Linked DNA regions of Homo sapiens: region 1 is linked to region 2. A link is an interaction called in ENCODE POLR2A ChIA-PET data of the cell type or tissue named here. Cell type or tissue: Panc1. All regions are shown on one strand. Each heading gives the region's core, and the rest is flanking DNA. Links, peaks and the distances in the headings are about the cores only. Region 1 has its middle 26 kb from the start of TPM1-AS. Region 2 has its middle 84 kb from the start of TPM1.

The links. Peaks named below come from ENCODE experiments on the same cell type or tissue, not always from the same donor. Only the 100,000 strongest peaks of a DNase experiment are listed, where the experiment ranks them.
Region 1: POLR2A ChIA-PET joins it to region 2 with 11 read pairs; 2 of 35 experiments call an interaction of 5 or more read pairs at or near these places.

Annotation. Positions count from the first base shown.
Region 1 is chr15:63,071,078-63,079,406 of GRCh38, forward strand. It overlaps a transcript of TPM1 not described here. Among named protein-coding and RNA genes, the nearest start is that of TPM1-AS, 26 kb to the left of the region's middle. RefSeq lists an enhancer at 7,673-8,329. In Panc1, for the core only: no CTCF peak of the experiment used is centred there; no DNase peak of the experiment used is centred there; H3K4me3 peaks cover 516 bases; H3K27ac peaks cover 510 bases.
Region 2 is chr15:62,954,211-62,962,539 of GRCh38, forward strand. No RefSeq gene overlaps it. Among named protein-coding and RNA genes, the nearest start is that of TPM1, 84 kb to the right of the region's middle. RefSeq lists an enhancer at 7,060-7,560. In Panc1, for the core only: no CTCF peak of the experiment used is centred there; no DNase peak of the experiment used is centred there; H3K27ac peaks cover 4,359 bases.

The sequences.
Region 1 (8,329 bases), core at 1,715-6,714, 120 kb after region 2:
ATCTCACCACAGAGAAAGTGGCTCATGCCAAAGAAGAAAACCTTAGTATGCATCAGATGCTGGATCAGACTTTACTGGAGTTAAACAACATGTGAAAACCTCCTTAGCTGCGACCACATTCTTTCGTTTTGTTTTGTTTTGTTTTTAAACACCTGCTTACCCCTTAAATGCAATTTATTTACTTTTACCACTGTCACAGAAACATCCACAAGATACCAGCTAGGTCAGGGGGTGGGGAAAACACATACAAAAAGGCAAGCCCATGTCAGGGCGATCCTGGTTCAAATGTGCCATTTCCCGGGTTGATGCTGCCACACTTTGTAGAGAGTTTAGCAACACAGTGTGCTTAGTCAGCGTAGGAATCCTCACTAAAGCAGAAGAAGTTCCATTCAAAGTGCCAATGATAGAGTCAACAGGAAGGTTAATGTTGGAAACACAATCAGGTGTGGATTGGTGCTACTTTGAACAAAAGGTCCCCCTGTGGTCTTTTGTTCAACATTGTACAATGTAGAACTCTGTCCAACACTAATTTATTTTGTCTTGAGTTTTACTACAAGATGAGACTATGGATCCCGCATGCCTGAATTCACTAAAGCCAAGGGTCTGTAAGCCACGCTGCTCTTCCGAGACTTCCATTCCTTTCTGATTGGCACACGTGCAGCTCATGACAATCTGTAGGATAACAATCAGTGTGGATTTCCACTCTTTTCAGTCCTTCATGTTAAAGATTTAGACACCACATACAACTGGTAAAGGACGTTTTCTTGAGAGTTTTAACTATATGTAAACATTGTATAATGATATGGAATAAAATGCACATTGTAGGACATTTTCTAAATTTGGTGGTCCTGTCATTTGTATGTTCTTAATTTGTGAACTTTTGAACGTGTGACTGACCTGCCTTCCCCCACAAATAGGTTCTCAAAACAATATCCCACAGTCCAGGGGAAACTGGGTTTCATGTGTTACCTTCTCAGAAACACTAAAGGCAGCATTATTTTGGTCTGTTAAAGTTATAACCAAGCAGGAGAGACCCTTTCCAAATGTTGTTTTCAATGTTATTGGTGTATGCCTGCACATACATGTAGGACTTTGGCAGTGGCTTTACTGGTTTGGGGATTTTTCTTCCTGACATATTAGCTAAGCCTCTAGCAGTGGCATAGCCACACAAGAACAAATGATGGGTTAATGTGCCAAATCTGCTGTTGTCCCCCAGCGATATGATTTGACTCAAACTACTGCTTTAGCGAGTCTTTATGACTTTCTGCTTCCCAACTCATGAGTTCTCAATTCCAATACGTCTCCATTTTCTCAGACTTGGAAACTAAAAATGTCATCAGTCATTTCCCTAGCTCTTGAAGACTCTAAGCAAACAAAAATAGATTACAGACAATACTGGCTTCAGCTGTGCTGCAGGGAGAAAAAAGGATGTTCTCACCAAAAGCAAACAGAATGGAAACAAATGAAAACTCATTTGGATGCAGATATATTTTCATTCAAAAGTATTAAATATCTCTGTAACTGTACTTCCATGTCTCTTAATCAGGAATCTCTTCTCCACAGAAAGACAAAGGCTGTAAGGCAAAGAATCCAAGCAGGGTCCCGGAGCCTGGTTTTAGGTCTCCTTCCAAAAAGCTGTCCCCTTGCTCACGGCAAATAAATGCACAGGTCTCAACCTTCCTACAGTTTCAGGACCCCTCGCCTCACCTCTGCCAATCCTCAGCTAGGAAAAAACCCTCTCTGCATCACTCTAGTCATGGAAGCCTTTCCTAAACCTGGTCCTCTTTCACTCGGGGAGCCAGATCTGGCTTCAGATCCAGACTCCACCTTTATGAGACTGCCTAACCTGTCAAGTCCCTAAATCTGAGCTGCTCCATCTTTAACATGGAGATGAGATTAGCACCTAGCTCATAGTTTATAACTGTGGGAGTCTAATCTATAACCACTTCAAGTACACGGCACAGTACCAGGCGCCTAGGTCTTGTTCCATAAGTTAACCGCTCGGCCAGGCATGGTGGCTCACGCCTGTAATCCCACCACTTTGGGAGGCTAAGGCAGGTGGATCGCTTGAGGTCAGGAGTTTGAATGAGACCAGCGTGGCCAACACAGCAAAACCCCGTCTTTACTAAAGTTACAAAAATCAGCCAGGCATGGTGGTGTGCACTTATAATACCAGCTACTCAGGAGGCTGAGGCAGGAGAATCGCTTGAACCCGGGAGGTGGAGGTTGCGGTAAGCCAAGATCACACAACTGCACTCCAGCCTGGATGACAGAGTGAGGCTCCATCTCAAAAAAAAAGTTAACTGCTGTGGTCCTCAACTTGCCATTTGTGCTCCAAAGACCACCACAGAAGATAGTACCCATCCTTGTGAAGCTAAGGGGGGACTAACCTTACCCCAAATTATGATGGTTTTTAACACTTTCGGATCCCATTTATGTGTGCTAAAGAACTTGTACTCACAAGGGTTATTTCACTTAAGCCTCACGTCACTGAGGCTTAGATACTCAGTTCAGTAGCTCCCAAGTAGTGGGGTTGGGCTTCAAACTCTGGCCCTGTGTGACTCCTGAGCCCTGTCTGGAATCTCCTTCCCCTTGTTTCAAACGCTTTACAGCAGAAGAAAAACAGTTTCTAGATAATAGATGAAAACAGATGAAGCCGCAGGTATAATTAGGAGAGGAGGAGGCTGGGAAGATGGAGGTGGAGTCAACCATTTAGCAGCTGACACGACCGTGTGGGAGTGGTTTAACACCTGACTTCCCCTCTGGGTTCCAGGGATCAGACAAGATCAGTTAATTATGAAGCATCATGCCAATTCGAAGAATGATTACCTAATCTTTCAGATTAATATAAAAAAGGAGAACGGCTCTGTCTCTACATGGTACACGCCTGGGGTATGACTGGGTGTGATAACCTCTGAACATGCCACTCTGTGAGGTCAAGGTACAGAGATTAGGACTCTTGAATATGGAAAGGCCAAGGCTGGAAGCTGAGATGGTCACCATTTGGAGAACCATGAGGTGTAGAGAGAGAATTCAAGATTCATGTTCTAAATTCCATTGCTGAAACTTAGCAGTCCCAGATTTCAGAATGAACAGCTGAACAGTTGCCCTGTTCAGAGTAAAACATTGTGGAACTCCACAGAGAAAGGACACAGGTAAAAACATAAGCATCTTCAAAAAATAATGATGAGAGTTCTACAGTTTGTTTTGTTGTTGTTGTTGTTGCTTTTTTGGTTTTTTTTTGAGACAGAGTCTCACTCTGTTGCCCAGGCTGGAGTGCAGTGGCATGATCTCAGCTCACTGAAACCTCCACCTTCTGGGTTCAAGCAATTCTCATGCCCCAGCCTCCCGAGTAGCTGGGATTACAGGTGCATGCCACCACGCCTGGCTAATTTTTGTATAAAAATAGAGTAAGAAAGTACTCTAAAAAGTAGAGACGAGGTTTCACCATGTTGCCCAGGCTGATCTCGAGCTCCTGACCTCAAGTGATCTGCCCACCTCGGCCTCCCAAAGTGCTGGGATTACAGGCATGAGCCACTGTGCCGGCCTACAATCAGTTCTTAAGAGAAAAAAGAAAAGCGCTTTGTGGATACATTCAGAACTTTTTGAGACTGACATTGAAAAGAACAATTCCCCTCCTTATTGTTCCTAGAGATGTCGTTAACAGAAACAAAATCTAATTTTTGCATATGCTGGTTTGTGTCCTCCAGAGTTCAATACTTTGGGCCTGATTTTTCTCCAGGAAAAAAAAATTATATAGATATAGATATAGATATCTGTCTTACTCAAGTATTTGAATGTGTGTGAACCATTTTTTCAACTTGTCAACACTATTTGTAGCTGGTTTTTTTTTTAAATCTACAGTCAGATATATATACAGGGAGAAAAAAAATCCGAATTCTCCAATCAAAACAAAAAGCACTAGGGCGTTCAGGGAGCCATCATTTCCAGAATTGGAGACAAAGGTTTGGAAAGAAAATAGAAATGTTGGGCAGTACAAGAAGTGTTCCTTCCATTATATATACTTTTTGACATTGAGGGTTTTCAGAGCTACATTCCTCCAACAGATGTCATAAATTTTGTGTGTCAAACAATGAATGAAACTATGTTGAGAGTTCACTAATATGAATGTAACTTTTGCCAAATTTTTGACAAATGGGCATCAACCCTGAGGAAAAGGCTGCTTTCTGCTGCCTGTGAGAGTTTTCTTTCCATTTGTTACCAAAGCCATGGAGAACCAAGGGTCGAGTCAAGGCCATATCAGGACCTGCCAAGGCTGTTGCCCTAAACTGAAAACGCTGATTCAGAACTGGAAGGAGCCTTAAGATCATCGAGGACAGAGAAAAACGAGACCTAGAAAGATTTAGTGGTTTGCTCCGAGTCATCCAGCCCCCGTCAAGGCGGGCAGTGCAGCGTGGGGCCTGGAAACCAGAGGCACTGGTTTTGCATCCGCTCCCTGCTCACAGACCGGCCCAGGTTAATGTTGCCATCTGGGCGTTGATTTCTCCATCCCTGAAGGAGGTGGTTTCACTGCCCCTCTCCACGTGCCCACTCACTTCCTCAGGGCTGAGAACCGAATGGGGCAATGTGTGTAGAGTCCCTCTTCTGTTCCTTAGCCCCAATCCTTTTTTTTTTCACCTGCATTAGGTCCTTAGGGAAACTGAAAGTAACTTTTTCCTTTTGAAATGAAAATCCCCAGTACCACTGCCCGGGAGGATATTCACTGCAAGGCCATGGTACCCCACAAGTGGCCCGGAAAGAAAGCTCAAGTCACAGTTTCGAAGTTTGTTTTTGAGTTGTTAATCACCTGCGCACAGGAGGCAAAGAATGTTTCAAAGTAGTAGATTCAAATCTCACATGGAAGCTAAAGGCTGGCTCTGTTGTAAGTTTCTGTTACTCCATTCTCAAACTGCATTTGGATTTGTTGCTTCATGGAAGCCAACAGAACACTGCTCTTAGGCCTGGCATCGGATGTAAATGAAGGCAGTTCAGCCCTTATTTATTCTAGAGAAGCCACGAGGCAGATCCTGTGGAGCCGTGGAATCCACTGTCTCCAGAGGGAAGCTAATGACCGGGAAGGTGAAAGATGCTTTGTCTGTGGCAGGGAAGCAGTTGTTGTGTCTCCGGAGGGGCCGGCTGGGCACAGGGGGGCCGGAGGAGCAGAAGAGTTGGCTCCTCTTGGCGGATGCTGCATGGGGATGGGGTCAGAGGGGACAGCACACATCATGATGGTAAGTCCTGGTCTGTTTTCAACTCCAGAGACACTCAGAAAGGATTTGGAATGCTGCCTTTCCAGTGGGACTCTTGGTTAGACTCATGACTCCAGTGTTAAACTCCCAGATGCCTGCACTGGTATAATATAGCCCTTCGGCCTTCTGGTGAGCTGGGATTCGATGGGCTGCCCACATCCTGCACCTCCACTCCCCCACCTCACCCCAAAGTCCACTTCCTCTATGAAAACCACCCTTCACAATGAAACACTTGCCAAGGAACTGCTTGAATCGTGCTGTGGTCAAGGACGCCTTTATCTGAAGTGAGCCCCATCACTATTCCCAAAAGGATTAAGTATAGTTGCCCAAAGCCCAGTGATGTAAATATTAGAAATGGGAACCCACACCCAGGCAGTAGGGGCTTTTGTTTTTGAAGGGGATGCTGGCTTCCTAGGAATGGCCAAAGCATACCTGCATCTCAGAAGCCTGAGCCAGCGGGAAGTGATTAACCCCTGGGTTACTCAGCTCGAAGCCTGTCATTCCCATGATTTGTTTTCCTGCTATCTTCACACAAAGCACTCCTTTCCAGAACACTCCGGGACTGTCTGCCTAGCACCTTCCGGAGAAATTAAAAAGAGCAAAGGCAGAATAATTTGCCTAAGAATAGGAATGTCAAGAAAATGTGCCTCAACAAAGAGTTGCTAGGCTCAAATCCTGGCCAAACTGTTCATCTCTCTTCAGTTGTTAACCCTCTACTTGAAAACTTCCTATCCGCCATGCCTCCTTTTTCTGGCTTTCGTTCTTCCCTTCTGGCTACAATTTTTTGTTACTCTAATCTCTTGTTCTGCTCACTTTCTCTCAGACACAGAGCTTCCATATTGTCTTCTAGTAACTAAAATTATGAAAGTTAAGATTCATAATTTTGCCTACAAGACAAATTGTATTTCCATTTAAGAATGTTTTACAGTATTTTGGGGACTGTATTTTGGGCTCAGATGGGCCGGAGGAGTAGAAGAGTCAGCTCCTCTTGGCAGATGCTCTGTGGGGCTGGGGGCTGAGAAGCCAGCAAACATCATGATGGCAAATCCTGGTCTGTTTTCAAGGTTGGGGGTTATAGGACAATACAGACAAAGTATAATAGACGTCTTGCCCTCAAGGAGTCTATGGAAGCAACTGAATATGTGCACAAACGCACTAAAAAATAATAAAACAGGATATGATTACATGGCAAATAGACAGTAAATGATACAAGACTGCATGGAAACAGATGTCATGCCCCCTTCCTGGTAGATTTCTAACCATCTAAAACCAGTAGAAAAGGCTCTCCTGGGCATGCTCTATAATTTTCTCAGGGGTACTCCAGCCACAGGCAAATCACCACTCACCCCGGCCTCTCAAATCTTAGAAACAAGAGCTCTGCTAGTTTAAAAATGCTTTGGTTTTACTACTTACTCTGGCTACGAAATTTTTTGTTCATAATTGTAGCTTTTTTCTACCAAATTCTCATTTTAAAATCCTCCCCTCTTACCCACCTCTCATTCCTTGCTGTAGGCCATGTAGTTGTGTTCTGTTTGTTTGTTTGTTTGTTTGTTTGTTTTTAAACTTTTGGTCTTACCATACCTTTGCTTTAATCCTAGAGCATCTGTTAAGCTTTAAAGGAAAGAGCATAAATGAATGCACACATATACTCTTAGAGCCTATAAAATCAGCTTCCTACTCCACCAGGGAGGTCTGAAGGAGCCTTTGGTTTCTGGTAAAGCAAATGGATGAGGATCGCCGCTAACATTCACTTCTCCCACGAGAAGCCTCCCCAGGCTGATTGCTATAGTCGCTAGTGCAGACAGCGACCTGATCTGCTCAGGCTGCCAGACTTCAGAAGCCTCAGCCAGGTTCAGAGCCTCCCTAATCCTAATGGGCTAGGAGCCCTGGGTGTCTCCAGATAACCCATTTTCCAGCCTTCCAAGAAAGAGGAGTAGTGGGGCAGTGGGCGAGAGAGAATTGGGTTTCAGTGCTGTTTTAATGTAAACTGCTGGGGGCTGGGAGCTCCCCTTTTGCTCTCCTTGTTTTGGTTCCTACCCCAGAAACATAAAGTATTACTGATAAACATGGATAATTAAATTTGGATAAAAACTACTTGAACCTGAAGAGTTCATTCCAATTTGTATAACAGCAATTGATGTGGGTTGTGTATTTAAAGGAATATTTAAATTTCATGCAGCAATTTGCAAGTTCAAATGAAAAGCTATTTGGCACATTTGGATACTGGGTTGCAAGGGAAATAAGCAAAATGTACACATGAGGTACATGCCATCATATAATTGTGTACATTTTTTATTTGTCACAAAGCATTATAAAAACAATAGAGAAAAACTATGAAGGAAAAAAAAGGTCACCACTGGGAAAAAAAAAAACTTATTTTCCATATGTTTTGCCTGTGTGTTTATGGAAGGCTTTTTATTCAAAATTTTGGTTTTTATTCAAAAAACTTTGCATAAACATCTTCCTGTGTTGCTTCACCTAGTCTTCTGGTTAATGTGCCATAATTTGTTCTCCTCTTTTTGATCACTGGGTTTTTCTAATTTTTTGTTCTCACAACTAGGACTGATGGGAGATTTTTTTGTAATACAGATATTTTCTGACATGTAAGAAATGAAAACATACACTTAAAAAAAACTATTTCATTTAAGCACAGACATACCCTAAATATAGTGTTAAGTTGTTTCTTAACTATGTGGTGATTCCTGCTCCGGCCTGGACTCCAGCCTGGAGAGCCCTTTTTTGATTTCCAGGCCTCAGGTTCTTAAAAGAGAAGCAAAACAACTTTTCCCAAACTGGTGTGGTAAAGCCTTTAAGAAATCTAGTTCCGGCCGGGTGCAGTGGCTCACGCCTGTAATCCCAGCACTTTGGGAGGCCAAGGCAGGTGGATCACCTGAGGTTGGCCTGTCGGCCTGACCAACATGGAGAAGCCCCTTCTCTACTAAAAATACAAAATTAGCCGGGCGTGGTGGCACATGCCTGTAATCCCAGCTAATCAGGAGGCTGAGTCAGGAGAATCGCTTGAACCTGGGAGGCAGAGGTTGCAGTGAGCCGAGATCGAGACACTGCACTCCAGCCTGGGC
Region 2 (8,329 bases), core at 2,063-7,062:
TTGGAGTGGAAGACCTAAAGTGCTTGCTTTTTGCCCGTTGACCAGAGAAGCAGAACTATCTGCCTTATCTATGCAGCATGAGGTTATTATTTTTACTAAAAACGAAAGACGTCTCTTTTTGGTAATAACAAACGTGTTTTTTTTTTTTTAAAGCCTGGTTTTTCTCAATACGCCTTTCAAGGTTTTTAAATTGTTTCATATCTGGTCAAGTTGAGATTTTTAAGAACTTCATTTTTAATTTGTAATAAAAGTTTACAACTTGATTTTTTCAAAAAAGTCAACAAACTGCAAGCACCTGTTAATAAAGGTCTTAAATAATTTTTTGTTTGTTTGTTTTTGAGACGGAGTCTCGCTCTGTCGCCCAGGCTGGAGTGCAGTGGCGGGATCTCGGCTCACTGCAAGCTCCGCCTCCCGGGTTCACGCCATTCTCCTGCCTCAGCCTCCCAAGTAGCTGGGACTACAGGCGCCCGCCACTACGCCCGGCTAATTTTTTGTATTTTTAGTAGAGACGGGGTTTCACCGTTTTAGCCGGGATGGTCTCGATCTCCTGACCTCGTGATCCGCCCGCCTCGGCCTCCCAAAGTGCTGGGATTACAGGCGTGAGCCACCGCACCCGGCCGGTCTTAAATAATTTTTAAAAACCCATCTATTAAAAAATCATGATTCATTCATGCAATGGAATATTATGCAGCAGATGAACTAGATCTTACAAGCATCAACATGGATAAATCTTGAATACAAAGTGCTGAGAGAAAAAATTGTGGAATGTGTGAAGTATTTGTATTAGTCTGTTCTCACGCTGCTGTGAAGAAATACCCAAGAATGGGTAATTTATAAGGAAAAGAGGTTTAATTGACTCACAGTTCCGCATTGCTGGGGAGGACTCAGGAACCTTAGAATCATGGTGGAAGGCACCTCCTCCCAGGGCAGCAGGCGAGAGAATGAGTGCCAATCAAAGGGGGGGGGAAGCCCCTTATAAAACCATCAGATCTCGTGAGAACTCACTCACTATCACGAGAACAGCATGGGTGAAACGACCCCCATGATCCAATTACCTCCACCTGGTCCCGCCCTTTACATGTGGGGATCATTACAATTCAAGGTGAGATTTGGGTGGGAACACAGAGCCAAATCATATCACTATTGATGTAAATTTTAAGCACACAAAAATACTATGAATTGTTTATTGAATACACACATACCAGTAAAAGTCCTAAACTCAGATGAAAAATCTACACACCAAGTTAGAATAATCCATACCTCTGAGGAGGAGGAAGGGGGATGGAATCAGGGAAGAATACAAAGGACACTACAACTGTCTCAATAATTTTTTAAATCTAAAACAAATGTGGTAAATGTTAATATTTGTTCAGTCTAGGTGGTGGGTAGCTGGGTGTTGTGTTTTTTTGTATATGTTTAAAATAGTTCATAATTGGAGAAAAGCATCAAGTGGTAAGCAACTGTGAAACATCATTATTATAGCTATTCTTTATTGTTACTGTCACTGCCATCCAGGGACCCAGGTGACAGTGCTAACCTGGAGATGGGGACACTCATGTGGGCAAAGCTGCCTGATTTACACTCAAAAAGGATTAAATGAGGGAATATCTGCAAAGGCCTTGAGCTGTGTTTGCTTCCTTCCTCTATCCCTGCCTTAATAAATAAATTAATCCCAATAGAGACCACAGGAATTATCTGTGAAAGAAACCATCCCAATACCCAACTAAATGAAATATTTCAATTATCTTTAATGAGATGATGTGTGCACCTGTCCCATATGTGATGTTCAATAGCGACAACTAGCCGGGTGTGGTGGCTCACGCCTGTAATCCCAGCACTTTGGGAGGCCGAAGTGGGTGTATCACTTGAGGTCAGGAGTTGAGACCAGCCTGGCCAACATGGCAAAACCCCATCTCTACCAAAAATATAAAAATTAGCTGGGCATGGTGACACGTGCCTGTAATCCCAGCTACTCAGGAGGCTGAGGCAGGAGAATTGCTTGAACCTGGGAGGCATAGGTTGCAGTGAGCCGAGATGGCGCCACTCTACTCCAGCCTGGGCGACAGAGTAAGACTGTCTGAAAAAAAAAAAAAAAAAAAAAATTACAACTATTGTTCTTCCAGGGAATTAGGCTGGGCCTAAAAGAGGCATGCCATTGGCTGGGTAAAACGCAGGTCAACTGGAACCTTATCTCATGCACTTAGCTGGCTCTCAACTTCAAGACTGTGAGGCCTCCTTGCCATACTTGGGATGTAAGAAGGGCAAGCAGAAGATGGTTTGGGGGACTTCATGCCCCCGATTGTTTTAAATCCTCACCTTCCATTTGATGTTTTAAAAAATTGCTTTTGCACCAACCTAATATTTTAGTTAATATGATCAATGACCATGAAGCTGCTCTGCCGGCAAGCCTGAGGCCACATTGGGGATTTCAGCACAGTGATGGAAGGTAGACAGCTCAGTTATCTGTGGTGATTAGAGACCAGGAGGGGAGGGACACGGAGCTCTCCAGAGGCAGAATGTTCAGATAACAGCAGGCAGGATCTGAAGGAAGAGTGAAAGGAGGGCTTGCCAGAGGAGTGGACACATGCAGGCAGAACATGGAGGCATTCTGAATATTCCCCCTCCTGCATGCCATATACTGGCCAGATGTACTGCCAGGTGAATAAGGCACAGGAGTGATATAGATGAGCGTGGTCCAATAGAACTCTCTGTGATGATGGAACTGTTCTTTATATGGTCCAATACGGTGGCCACTACCACATACAGCTATTGAGCCTTGAAATGTGGCTTGTGTGACTGGGAAACTGAATTTTTGCCTAATTTTAATTAACTGACATTTAAAACGTAAACAGCCACATATAACTACTGGCTCCTGGATTAGATGGCACAGGAGAGGAAACTGACCTAAGAGTTTGATGGAAGGAAAAAGGTTGGGAAAGTTCTGGAACATAAGCCACTGTCTATAGGGGGTCAGCCTTGATCAGGCACCACCGTGAGGGTTTTCTAAGCAGCTCTGGGCATCTGAGGCCAGGAGGGGAAATTCCAAAGGAAGGAAGGTGACTAAGAAGCGTGACAGCCTTGCCAGCCCAAGTTTGTCCAGAAACAACCCTCTTCATTTAGCATCTGGAATTTGACCAGGCAGATGTAGTTCCAGGGTATGAAACTGACCTCCAAACTCTGTGCAAGCTCTGGGAGGCACATTGCTGTGCAGGAAGCAATGCGACGTGACAGTGAGCACTCTTCAATGTCAGGCCCATTCTGTCTATATCATGCGGTCCCACAAGCTGGGAGAATTGCTGCTCACTCCGTTGTTTCCCTTGGTCCCTGCATGTACCTCTCAGAGAGCACCCACTCTGTGATTTCAACCCCTTCCTCCCTCCCTCCCTCCTTCCTTCCTTCCTTCCTTTTTTTCTTTCTTTTTTTTAAAAAAAGTTTTGATGCAATGAAATAGAATTGATGCACAGGTCCTAAGTTTGGGCTGTGGGTTCTACATCCCAGCAACTGCCTCTGTCAATTGATGTGTCTGTCATCTTTGCCTAAGATTTGTGACTGTAGCTATAGGAGCCGTTTTTGTTGTTGTTGTTTTCTTCTTAGACCTATACAGGGTGTAATCTGTAGGGCATCATTGAAATCAACTTGTCCAAATCCTATATGTTACATACGGAAGGACAGAAAACCCAGAGAACTAAGAAGCTCACCGCAGCTCACCTGCCCCTGAATTAGTGGAAGGTAAGGAATTAGAACCTGCAGATGACACACCCAACCCTCCCTATCCAGGAACCACCCCTTCTTGCCTAGAATGAATCCTCCATTTTTGTCAGCCCCTCACGTGTTTCCACTGCAAAGGTGTTCTTCACCCTGCCTTCAGGGACGCAGCATAAATCCTTAGATTTCCTCACATTGTCTTCCCTCTTCATTCACCCCCCTGGGCTCCAGTGGAAATTAGGCCAAAGAAGAACCACCTTCCACTCCTGCCCTACCTCACTCTCTCCTACAACACTGATATCTAGGATAGTCCTCTCAATCTTTAATGTGCATAAGAATCTCCCTGGGATCTTGTTAAAATGCAGACGCAGACAGTAGGTCTGGCTTGAGGCCTGACATTCTGCACTTCTAACAAGACCCCAGGTGATGCTGAGGCTGCTTTGAGGAGCAAGTCTCACGCTTTGGTCCTAAGGGCTAGAGCTGAAAGGAGCTGCCAGAGGTCAGGTGCTCCAGAAGTAGAGCTAAGCCGGCGATTCCTATAGACGGGGCCCCAGAGAAACCAGTAAGATAGTCGAGGAAGTAGAATGAGGTAGAAAGGAAGCTAAGCAAAGAGCTGGCTTCAGCTAAAATCTAACCTCAGCCTGATCCACAGGTTGCTCTGGGACATAAGTGACACCACAAAGCTGTTCCAGTGTCAGCTGAGGCAAAGGAGCTAGGTTTTTGCTTCCAGCATCAGGCAGTCATTAGCTGTGAGCTGCCCCTGGGAGAAGGACATTGCCATCCCTGGATAACCTCCAGGCATTTTCAGGGTTGGCAGCTCCCACTTGGTAAAGGGCAAGCCTCCAGAGAAGTAAACAAGCATGAGCCAACAGTATGCAACACTCACAGCAGCTGGGGGCAGGTGCCCCCGCGGTAAAGAGGATCCAAGCAGGCCCCCAGCAGAATCTAGCATGAGGGCCTAAAACTCTTGCAGGCCATCTGCCCAGCCCCACTTTTGCATAGCAGAGATTTTAACTTTGAAAGCTATGCATATGTACATGAAAAAACAGAATTAGAAACACCAACACAAAACTTTACAACGGTGATCTCAGCTTGACTTTCTTGTCTTTTTCCACAACTTTCAAATTTGCTACAATTAACATACATTCTTTTTGTTGTTGTTGAGATGGGGTCTCAGTCTGTGGCCCAGGCTGAGTGCAGCAGCGCAATCGCAGCTCACTGCAGCCTTGACCTTCCTGGCTCAAGTGATCCTCCCACCTCAGCCTCCTGAGTAGGCGTGTGCTACCATGCCTGGCTAATTTTTGCATTTTTTTGTAGAGACAGGGTTTTCCCATGCTGCCCAGGCTGGTCTTGAACTCCTGGGCTCAAGTGATCCACCTACCTTGGACTCCCAAAGTGCTAGGATTACAGGCATGAGCCACCGTGCCTGGCCAACATGTATTAATATAAACCAATCAAAGTAAATTCACTGATAGCCCAGCTCAGAATCTTAGAAATATTTTTATTTTATTTAGTAACTTTTTATTGAATGCCTGTTATTACCATTTACAGTCCTATGTGATTCCAATCAACCTTCACAGTGCAATACTAATGACAGGGCACACATCTGAAATGCAATTGGTAGCAAAGAGAAATTATAGACTGTTTAGTATGGTTTTAAGTTTGAATCTATTTTTTTTCCAAGTCTTTGAAAATTGCTTATCTACATAGCCCTTTAACTGGAACAGCCCATTCATCAACCCCTGGTTTAGTGATGTGAAATGCCAAGACACAGGTCTTGGCAAAAGGGCTAACAGAACTCAGGCCCCTGACTCCTGTTGGTTCTCAAAGACCACACAGCCTGTTGGTGCCCCATGAGCAATTTCTATGGACTTCCTTCTTTGTTTGCCCTGCCTAATTAAGCAATCAAGTTAATTGAGATTAATGGCTTGCTTAATAGGGATTAATAACTTGCCAAAAATGCCCCAGGTTTGGGAACTTACAGCAGTAGTACTGCTCGTTGTAAAAGCTGGAGATGTGGTGGCCAAGCAGAGCCCAGACCCTCCGGCCTCTCTGCTCACTTCTCAGAGGGTGCCTCAGGCCTTCAGGAAGAGATGGGATACTGTGGGGAGAGGGGGATGGGGGAGGTAAAGCTGCCACATTAGATTGACCTTCAGAGGCCCTACAGCTCCTGCTCAGGCCACAGAGGCCTCCATTGCTGAGCCAGGCACCAAACCCAGTGCACGGGCATAGTCCCAGCTTGGTAGGCCTGGGCTCCTGGGCTCCTGGCGAGCCCTAAGGTGCCTTCCAGTTCCAACAGTCCCTGGGTCTCTGGGTTCTCAATCTTGGTTTCCTCTTAGAATCTCCTGGAGGGAGCTTTTTTAAAAATGCTGATGCCCCAGCCCTACCCAGAGTTTCTGATTTAATTGGTCTGGAAAGAGGGGAGATCCTTTTTATAAAAGTTCCCCAGGTGAGTCTTATGTGCGGACACTGACAATGAGATTGAGGAGTTTTTTTAAAGCCCAGTCCTTTTGGTGATAAGAGTGAAAGAAAGTGGAAGGAAGGGGCCAGGCGTCGTGGCTCATGCCTGTAATCCCAGCACCTTGGGAGGCCGAGGTGGGAGGATCACCTGAAGTCAGGAGTTTGAGACCAGCCTGGCCAACATGGAGAAACCCTGTTTCTACTAAAAATACAAAAAATTAGCCAGGCATCGTGGTGCATACCTGTAACCCCAGCTACTCGGGAGGCTGAGGCAGAGAATTGCTTGAACCTGGGAGATGGAGTTTGCAGTGAGCCAAGATCATGCCACTGCACTCCAGCCTGGACAACAGAGCAAGACTCTGTCTCAAAAAAAAAAAAAAAAGAAAGTGGAAGGAAAGAAAGAACGGAAGGAGGGAAGAATGGAACCAGAGCCACTGATACCAAGGGGTTTCTCAGATTGAGGGGAAGAGGGAGGGGAAGAGGGAGGGGAAACAGGACAAGGGCAGAAGGAAGGAAGACAGTCCACACCAAATGGCAGCTGCCTCTCTCCTGCTGTCTGTAGGCTACGGAAGGTCGTGGTTGTTTCTTCTCATTCCCAGTGGAGAAAGAATCAATGGCTTGAATTTTCTGCCCAAGGAGTCGTTTTTTATCTTGGCTGATGCCCTTGAGTCTCTCAGTAGAGCCTCACAGAGGTGGGGACATTTGTCTCCTGCAGACTGCAGCCGGTCTGCACACCTTGATGCACACCTGGAAGGCTACCCCTTTGGCTTGGGGCCTCCCCTCCCCAGGTGGAGGGTTCTCTCCCTTCCCTTCCCTTCCCTCAGCTGCTCAGCCTGCAGGTCTGAAGTGGGCACAAGGGCCAGAGCCCAGCGGGTGCTGGACGGGCCAGCCTCGTGATGCCTCCGGTTTTACAAGACACTGGCCTTCTCCTCCTCTTCCCTCCCCACAGACGTCAAAGGCTTCACAAAACAAACACGTAGCTCTGGGGTCAGAGACCTCTGGCAAGAAGTTCTGGGCCCTCCTAGGTTGGGGACTGTGCTTGCAGGATTGAGCAGAACGGGGAAGGCCAGCTAGATCGCCACTGGAAAGAGCAAAGAGCTATCCACAAAGGGAAAGGGGAGAAGGGAGAGACGTTCCCAGAGAGTGTGGGGGGATTTTGAGAGGGGGCAATGGCAGATCTTGGAGCAGCTGCCCTACTCGGATGTTGGGGAGTGGGAGCAGCTACATGGTGGCACAGAATTCTAAACATTTTGCTATGCTTGATGGATATATATAATCCCCTTAGATGTTTTTCAAAAGACAACAAACTATTCAAATTGCTTTTCAATTATGTTTGGATGTAGCTCTGCTGTTACTTCTGAATGCAACACCTTGTGAATGAAAGCTACAGTGCAAACCCAGAGGCCTCGATTTATCTGAGACAAGATTATCTACCGCCAAGGCGCACGGGAGGATTGAATTGATGATGTACCTGCAAACGCCCAGTGGCACGATGCCTGGCACAAGACGGGCAGGTGTTCACTAAGTCCAGGATCTCACCACCTCCTCCCACCTCCATCCTTCCATCCACTGACCCCAGAGAGCCATGCTTTAGCCTAACTGAACAGCACAGGGCATGTCTGTTTAAGGGGTAACTCTCACAGTGGGCATTTCAGGCCCTGGAAGCTGCTGGAGGTTTTGTGGGCAGCTGCCTCCTCCTAGAAAATGGCTTTGCTGTCAGTTCTGACCTGGTGTGGGGAGTACACTCACACCTATCAGACATCTTAGCAGAGGCTAAGGAGCAATTTACTCTGGGCGCCAACATTCCCTGGCAAGGTCAGATTCCTGATGCCCTTTTGGGGGTGTGGTCCTGCCGGTGACCTCTGTAGCTGTCCATCCTTCACCCCACACCCCGGTCCCTCACTGCTCTGGCTTTCCTACCAGGACTAGCTCTGGCCGAGCCCACAGGACTGGTGTTGCAGGGAGGAAGTGGTGAGCTACCAGGAGACACTCCAGAAACGGTGTCTGTAATTGGCCTGGAGAGAGTGGCTGTCCAGATGCAGGCAATTTTGACTTTGATGTGAGCAGAATTACAAAGAATCATAAAAAGAGCCTATGATTTGGGCTGAAACCGTGCCACGGCAGTTGAGTCCCAGCCCTGCACACAGCTGCCTTCCCCTTCTGC